Linked DNA regions of Homo sapiens: regions 1 and 2 are each linked to region 3. A link is a contact called in ENCODE Hi-C or POLR2A ChIA-PET data. All regions are on one chromosome and are shown on one strand. Each heading gives the region's core, a stretch centred on a gene start or an enhancer-like site at or near the end of the contact. The rest is flanking DNA. Distances are from core to core; before and after follow the strand shown. Region 1 overlaps TRIM37 (tripartite motif containing 37). Region 2 overlaps TSPOAP1-AS1 (TSPOAP1, SUPT4H1 and RNF43 antisense RNA 1). Region 3 overlaps TEX14 (testis expressed 14, intercellular bridge forming factor).

Region 1 (2,700 bases), core at 11-2,510, 320 kb before region 3:
CTCACTTTTAATTCCCTTTCTGTGGGGGGTTCATTTTTCTATCCCAAGGCAGTGTTTAAAAATCCTCACAGGAAGCTCTCCAGGGCAACTGTGGTCCCTGACCCACTAATGAAAGTTCCTTATCTTTCTTTGTTTCTGACACTGTGGATTTCCTTTCTGCCTTTTAATGTGCTTGTTCATTAAAATAATGTTTTACATTTATATTTTATCTTGCTATTTGTAAGGATTTGTAGCAGAAAGATTTTCAGGTTTTCTTGATTGCTATCTTGCTGAAACAAATACTTTTTATAGAATTATTCTTTTAAAAATCAACTGATGTGGCCAGGCACAGTGACCTGTAATCCCAGCACTGTAAGAGGCTAAAGTGGGAGGATCTCTTCTCAAGCCCAGGATTTCAAGACCAGCCTGGGCAACATATTATAGCAAGACCCTGTCCCTCCAAAAAATTTTTAAATTAGCAGGGCATGGTGTCATGTACCTGTGGACCTATCTACTTGGGAGGCTAAGGCGGAAGTATCCCTTGAGCTTAGGAGTTTGAGGCTGCAGTGAGCTATGATCAGGCCACTGCAGCCCAGCCTAGGGTGACAGAGCGAGACCCTGTCTCTCAAAAAATAAAAATAAATACAAATCAACCGACATACACAAAAAAATTAGATGCCCAATTAGAATACAAACTATTATTAGAATTGCCAGAATTTCTAATATTCATACACCATGTGGATTTGTATAACACATTTATATTTATGTTTTAGGCTAGGGAATATAATTATGTCTATAATGAATCAGGATTAAAAGAGTTCCTGTTATCTCTTGTGACTGAAAAAAAAACAGTGTTTGATTTGGAAAAAAGTATTATCAGTATAATAAAATTAATGCTGGTTTCAAATAATAACTTTCAGGTACTATGGAAAGGGCAATTTTAAACTTTGAGAACAGAAATAAAACCACTCTAAATAGCTAAAGAGAATCGAGGTTTGTGCGGTTACTTTTGTCTTTGTTTTGTTAGTGTTTAGTTTGTTGAATTCTTGGCATTCCATGTAAAATTCAATAGGAATCTCAGTTTAGCAGATACGGAGATTTCTGTTTCCTTTTACTTACAGTGGTTTCTTTTCAGAAACATGTTCTCCTTCCTTCCTGCCAGGAATGAGTAGCGACAGTGACATTGAATGTGACACTGAGAATGAGGAGCAGGAAGAGCATACCAGTGTGGGCGGGTTTCACGACTCCTTCATGGTCATGACACAGCCCCCGGATGAAGGTGCAGCACATGATGTCATTTTACACAGATTACTAAAACCACCGCTGCCGCTTCTCTTTCTTCTTCTTCTGCTGCTGCTACTTCTACTTTTTCCGCTCTACTGCTTTTGCTTCTTCTGCTTCTACTTCTTTTTTTTTTTTTTTAATTATTGTCATTTGTGAGACAACATTCTTTGGTTAACTATTATGGTGAGTACTAAAAAAACACAGCCAGTAATATTTGGCTTGGTTGCACCTAATGAGTGCTACTTACTGGGCAGAGACGGGGTCCACAACCTGCTTTTGTATAGTCTGTGACCTGAGAATGGTTTTTACTTTGTAAAGAGTCTTTAAAAACCAAGCAAAAGAAACAAAGAAGAATTTTCTTTGTGGGTTTTTTTTTTCTTTTTTTTTTTTTTTGCCCCGAGATGGAGTCTTGTTCTGTCACCCAGGATGGAGTGCTGTGGCGTGATCTTGGCTCACTGCAACCTCCGCCTCCTGGGTTCAAGCGATTCTCCTGCCTCAGCCTCCTGAGTAGCTGGGATTACAGGTATACACCACCACGCCTGGCTAATGTTTTTGTATTTTTAGTAGAGATGGAGTTTCACCATGTTGGCCAGGCTGGTCTCGAACTCTTGACCTCGTGATCCACCTGCCTTGGCCTCCCAAAGTCCTGGTATTACAGGCGTGAGCCACCGTGCCCAGCCCAAAGAAGAATTTTCAAGAGAGTCCATTTGTGGCCTACAATGCCTAAATATTTACCCTTCATAGGAAATGATTGCCAATCCCTGGGGAGATTTCAGATGTTTGGGTTTTTTTTCCTTTTCTAGCCTACTGTAAGATAACTTTAACCTTTTAAAATAAAAATAACTTAGAAATACATGCAGATTATGAAATAATTTTTATTCCCTCCTACCCCCAAAAAAGTTATTAGGAAAAAAACAAGAGAAACCTACTATTAATATTTTCCCTTGTTTTCTTCTGTCTTATTTGCATTGCATTTCTTCTTCTTTTTTTTTTAGACAGAGTCTTGCTCTGTCTCCCAAGCTGAAGTGCAGTGGCACAATCTCAGCTCACTGCAACTTCTGCCTCCTGGGTTCAAGCAATTCTCCCACCTCAGCCTCCTGAATAGCTGGGACTACAGGCATGTGCCACCACATCCAGCTAGTTTTTGTAATTTTTAGTAGAGACAGGGTTTCACCATGTTGGCCAGCCTGGTCTCGAACTCCTGACCTCAGGTGATCTGCCCACCTTGGCCTCCCAAAGTACTGGGGTTACAGGTGTGAGCTACCATGCCAGCCCTACCTAAATATTTTATAAATAGTTTTTTATTCTGCTTTTTTCACTTAAATATATTTGTATGTTATTTAAAATTTCATAAACTTCATTTTTTATGGCAACCTAATATTCTATCATGTGGATATACCATAAGTATTCTGCTGTCAAGCAGTTTTCTGGAATACA
Region 2 (2,700 bases), core at 34-2,533, 340 kb after region 3:
AAAAAGTTTGCTTTGGCTGGGTGTGGTGGCTCACGCCTGTAATCCCAGCATTTTGGGAGGCTGAGGCAGGTGGATTGCTTGAGCTCAGAAGTTTGAGATCAGCCTGTGCAAAGGGCGATGCCCTGTCTCTACTAAAAATTTTTTTAAAATTAGCTGGGCGTGGTGGCACACGCCTGTAGTCCCAACTACTTGGGAGGCTGAGGCAGGAGGATCACTTGAGCCCAGGAGGTCACGGGTGCAGTGAGTCCCAGTTGTGCCACTGCACTCTAGCCTGGGCAACAGAGCAAGACCCTGTCTCAAAAAAAAAAAAAAAAAAATCAAATACAATAATTTAGGCAAAAGCAATTTGAGAGTTGTAAACTATGTAAGGAATTGTCATTATCCAAGGTTGCCTATCTCTAGGTAAGTTCTAGATAGGTGTGACAAGAATTTCATCCTTCCAGCATTGTTGGGTAATGGTAATAGGTGTTCCACCACATATATCATACATAAATACATCAAAACTGAATCAAAACAGAAACATTTTCCTTCAAGCACCAGGGCTTTTTTTTTTTTTTTTTTTTTCCAAAGACAGGGTCTTGTTCTGTTTCCCAGGCAGGAGCGCAGTGGCACGATTGTAGCTCACTGAAGCCTCCAGCTCCTGGGCTCAATCAATCCTCTCACTTCAGCTCCTAGAGTATCTAACAATACAGGTGCGCACCACTCCACCCAGCTCATTTTGGGGGTATTTTTGGTATTTTTTGTAGAGACAGGGTTTCAAATTCCTGGCCTCAAGTGTTCCTTCGGCCTCAGCCTCCTAAAAGGCTAGGATTATATGCGTGAGCCACTGTGCCTGGCCAAGGTTTTTTTAAAATTTTAATCTTTATGTTCTCGTTTTTTATAAGATAAAGTTTGGTTTGGGTTTTTTTTTTGTTTTTTTGTTTGTTTTTCTGTGGTTCTTTTTTTTTAGACAGGGTCTCACTATGTTGCCTAGACTGGCCTTGAATTCCTGGGCTCAAGAGATTCTCCCGCTTCAGCCTCACAAGTAGCTGGGACTACAGGCATGTGCCACTACACCTAGCTTAAATTTTTAAAAATGTGTTATATACTTCCTTGCTATTTGGATACAAGATTCTGAATGTGATTTAACCTGATTTGGTTCAAAGTCATTGTTGTAAACCTCCATTTTTGTATCATGTGGTGAAATGGTTCCGGGACTGACTCTTTTTCTACCTCTTGGATTCATAGCAACCTGTCAGCTGTCACTTCTGTTGCTCATGTGTGGCTGTCCCCCTTCCAGTCTTGTCTGACCTAGGAGAACAGACAGCCACACTTGGTAAAAATTGCTATAGGTTGCACCAATAAGGTTTAGACTGGGGAGAAGAGCACATGGCTGCCTGCCTCAGTCTTGGGGTTTCGAGGCCTTCACCAGTGGGAAGGTGAAATGCAGAGTCTACAGAGGAGTGAAGGCAGACCACAGAACATTAGGACTGGGGGAGTCATGACTTAGGCCAGCCCCTCACTTTTTAGAGGAGAGGACTGAGCCCCAGAGACTGGTCAGCTTGACTTCAGGAGCGGGTCGCTGCTACTTTGTATGTCCTACACTGCCTAGCTCAGTACCTCTTGTCTAAAGATGCTGTGTTTCTCTGCCATAAGATCCCAGGAAGCGGGAACTGAGTGCAGAGAACACTCTGCCTTGTGCTGCTGGTACCAGCATGCCAGATCCTCTGAGAAATAGGATGGAAAACATTTCCCCTCTATGCCTTGGCACTCCCCCATTCTCAACCCTCTGCCTTCCGGGTAGAGGGCAGACATTATGTTGTCCCGATAGGGAACTTGAAGTCCAAGGAACTTTCCTTGGGGGTCTATCTATGGCGGATAGAGGCCTGGGCCTCTAAGAGAGAGCTGGCCTAGCCCATTTTGAAAGCCCCTGTGTGCTGCTTCCGGCCTATGCACTCTTCTTCCTGCAAACTGAGCTCTTGTGTTACAGAGTGAGCGTGAGGGAAGGGAAGGAGCAGCTTCAGACAGCAGGGTAGGGGGACCTCAGTTTCTCTCCAAAATGGATCCCTCATCCCCTTTCCAAACCCAGCAACTACCACCCTTTCAACCCCTTCCCCCATCCCGGAAAATACCTGGAAGGAAGTGAGCGCTCTGGGGCCACTAGCAGGAAGTGGGGGGTTAACTGTCACCTCATCCCTGGGGGCTTGAGTAGCAGAAGGCAGAGGGGGAAATGCAAATCCATGCTTGGGAGGGAGAAGAACTCCTGAGAGGAAGCAGGTGGCAGCCAGAGCCCAGACTTCCTCCTGGGCCAGTGGTCCCAGCAGGGGCTGGAGAGGCCTGAGGCAAGGGAGTTATCACAGGCACTGAACAAGACAGCAGTCGGCCCACCCTGTGCAGGCAGCTGCAGCACTTTCTCTGGTCAGCTGAGTAGACTCACTTCCTCTGCCCTGCACCCCAGAGAGGCCGGGAGATGGAGGGCGGGGTCTCAGGAGGAGGGGTGGGGCATGGTCTGGATTCATGGAAGGTGAGGAGATGCAGGAGAAATGAAGGGGGGTATGTCCCTGGGGAATCAGCTGGAGGCAGGCAGGCATCAGTCTCTTCTGCTTTTGCTTAGGGACTAAGATTCAGGAATCCCTCTGGCCTTGGCACCTCCCCCTACCTTGTTCTAGACACCAGGGGCCAAAATTGAGAACCACATGATATCCTTGCAAAGGGATCGTT
Region 3 (2,700 bases), core at 118-2,617:
ATTTTCATTTTTATTTATTTATCATTAGAGATGGAGTTTCGATCTTGTTGCTCAGGCTGGAGTGCAATGGCACAGTCTCGGCTCACTGCAGCCTGGGTTCAGGCGATTCTCCTGTCTCAGCCTCCCGAGTACCCAGGTGCCCACCAGCATGCCCGGCTAATTTATTTTTAGTAGAGAGGGTTTCGCCATGTTGGCCAGGCTGGTCTTGAACTCCTGACCTCAGGTGATCCACCCACCTCAGCCTCCCAAAGTGCTGGGATTACAGGTGTGAGCCACTGCACCTGGCCCAAGATTTTTAAAACAGCATTATTTCTTCCTTTTGTAAAGATGGAAAACCGTGAGCTTGAAGTCAGTGACAAGGAAAAAAAAGTTATAAACTCTGGCTAATTTATTTTGGCAGAAGAGAAGATACCAGAAGAGTCCTTCTGTAAAATAAAAGATGTGGGATATTAGGGTGGTTCTAGTGTGATCTTGGAAAGACAATTGAAGAACACTGTTAACTCTGAAACTCCAATTCTAATTTGTTTTTTTGGTTTTTGTGGGGTTTTTTTGAGACAGAGTCTTGCTCTGTCGCCCAGGCTAGAGTGCAGCGGCGTGATCTCAGCTCATTGCAACCTCCATCTCCTAGGTTCAAGAGGTTCTCCTGCCTCTTGAGTAGCTGGGATTACAGGTGCCTGCCACCATGCCCAGCTGATTTTTGTATTTTTATTAGAGATAGGGTTTTACCATGTTGGCCAGGCTGGTCTCGAATTCCTGACCTCAAGTGATCTGCCCGCATTGGCCTCCCAAAGGGCTGGGATTACAGGCAGGAGTCACAGCGTCCGGCCTGCTTCATTCAAAATTAGAATTAGCGTTTGTGCAATTGATCTTTCAAGTAAGATTGATCATTTGCTGCATGTTTGAAAGACAGCATTTTGTATGTAAGCATGACACTTTGGACTGGTAGGTAACCTATACAGAGATTGGATTTTCAGATATGTAGACTGGATTTTCAGAAATAATTTTACCAAATTTCATGTTTTCAAACTTACTCAGGTTACGTGTATAGCAGCTTGTTTAACTGCGCAAGAAAGCCGTGCGCGCCTGTTTTTGCAGCTGCTGGGGAAGACTGAAACAGGAAAATCCCCTGAGGCCAGAAGTTCGATAACTACTGTACCCCAGCCTGGGCAACAAAGCAAGACTTTGTCTCTGGGGGGAAAAAAAAAGAAAAAAGACACCATAGTGGCATCATTAGTGCCAAACCCTTAAAGGCAGGAGCTAGTTTACGTTATTTACCTTTTAATCTGTAGAGCATTTTTAAGTTTTATTTCAGTCGTGTCACCAAGCATACTAGGAAAGGACATACTGAATGAGATCATCCAAAGGGGTGTGGAGTATGTAGATAAGCGCAGTGACTGCTGGCTATTTGCACCCTAGGCTTATATTTCTTAAGATTTTGAATAGCCAGATATTAAAAATACAGGTGCTGGGTTATTGTAGTTTGGAAAATATCTTTATTCCAGAAATTAGGGGGTCTAAAGAGCACATGAGAAAAATGATCCTATATTTAGAGTGGTTTGAATCTAAGGGTGAACTCTCAGGCAGCGCTGGGGACTCATACTTAACTGGCAAGGGAAATAACATGATCATTAAAGGTGGATTTTTCAGGGTGAGGTTTGTCTCTTGCATTGTGGATGTGCTGACCCCTGTGGTTTTCTACAAATGTGGGAAACTTAATTGCATAATTTGTGGTAGTGGGGACTATGTTGGTTCTCTCCCCTGATCTGGCTTGTTTATAAAAGGCGTACGTTGTATCTTTGCTTCGTAGGTTTTCCTGTGTTATATTGTAACCTCCTGTTTTGGAATAGCGAGAGATTGATGCCTTCTAATGGTCATTTTTTTCTCCACACACGCTTTTGGTCTCACACCCCTCGTGGTTGGTGTTGTCATTGAGTACTACAGTGATTTGCCATTACAATCAGAAGTACGCAGTTGAATACCTTTGGCGGCTCTAAGGGAGTGTTACCTTCACATTTTCCTTGTTTGTAGCCCTTTCCTTTTCAAAGCTAACAATTTAGCATCTTCTGACTTTTCTTCTGTCTTTATATCTTTTTGTGGACCTCCAGAGTCCTTCTGTTTTTTTTCTTTTCTTGGAGACGGCGTTTCGCTCTTGTAGCCCAGGCTGGAGTACAATGGCGCAATCTCAGCTCACAGCAACCTCAGCCTCAAGGGTTCAAGGGATTCTCCTGCCTCAGCCTCTTGAGTAGCTGGGATTACAGGCACACGCCACCACGCCTTGCTAATGTTTGTATTTTTAGTAGAGACGGGGTTTCACCATGTTGGCCAGGCTGGTCTCGCACTCCTAACCTCAGGTGATTTACCTGCCTCGGCCTCCCAAAGTGCTGGGATTACAGGTGTGAGCCACGGCGCCTGGCTCCAGTGTCCTTCTCTTTTATTATTATTATTATTATTATTATTATTATTATTATACTTTAAGTTCTAGGGTACATGTGCACAACGTGCAGGTTTGTTACATATGTATACATGTGCCATGTTGGTTTGCTGCACCCATTAACTCGTCATTTACATTAGGTATGTCTCCTAATGCTATCCCTCCCCGTTTCCCCCATCCTATGACAGACCCTGGTGTATGATGTTCCCCACCCCGTGTTCAAGTGTTCTCATTGTTCAATTCCCACCTATGAGTGAGAACATACGGTG

Evidence for each region. A loop is a pair of places that touch in the nucleus more often than their neighbours do. ChIA-PET counts read pairs that join two places held with the same protein, here RNA polymerase II (POLR2A). Pooled maps may share reads with other maps.
Region 1: a pooled map shows a loop between it and region 3 (4-fold over the local background). The contact joins two enhancer-like sites. A Hi-C loop is called at or near these places in 2 of 50 pooled maps. POLR2A ChIA-PET finds 5 or more read pairs at or near these places in 4 of 52 experiments (A549, WTC11, activated B cell and 1 more).
Region 2: a pooled map shows a loop between it and region 3 (5-fold over the local background). The contact joins two enhancer-like sites. A Hi-C loop is called at or near these places in 2 of 50 pooled maps.

What each region holds. Positions count from the first base shown.
Region 1 is chr17:59,000,156-59,002,855 of GRCh38, reverse strand. It overlaps TRIM37 (tripartite motif containing 37), which reads left to right. Exons shown (of 24, transcript NM_015294.6): 23 at 1,142-1,258. Among named protein-coding and RNA genes, the nearest start is that of TRIM37, 110 kb to the left of the region's middle. RefSeq lists enhancers at 1,120-1,169, 1,220-1,459, 404-1,603. Within about 2 kb of position 1,260, at least 22 of the 41 ENCODE cell types and tissues checked have a DNase peak (open chromatin) inside an H3K27ac peak, as active enhancers do.
Region 2 is chr17:58,338,859-58,341,558 of GRCh38, reverse strand. The region is part of intron 3 of TSPOAP1-AS1 (TSPOAP1, SUPT4H1 and RNF43 antisense RNA 1); the gene reads right to left. Among named protein-coding and RNA genes, the nearest start is that of MIR4736, 4.2 kb to the right of the region's middle. RefSeq lists enhancers at 1,702-1,751, 2,192-2,301, 2,432-2,491. Within about 2 kb of position 1,283, at least 4 of the 41 ENCODE cell types and tissues checked have a DNase peak (open chromatin) inside an H3K27ac peak, as active enhancers do.
Region 3 is chr17:58,678,587-58,681,286 of GRCh38, reverse strand. The region is part of intron 1 of TEX14 (testis expressed 14, intercellular bridge forming factor); the gene reads left to right. The region is part of intron 1 of IGBP1C (IGBP1 family member C); the gene reads left to right. It also overlaps the pseudogene RNVU1-34. Among named protein-coding and RNA genes, the nearest start is that of IGBP1C, 12 kb to the left of the region's middle. Within about 2 kb of position 1,367, at least 2 of the 41 ENCODE cell types and tissues checked have a DNase peak (open chromatin) inside an H3K27ac peak, as active enhancers do.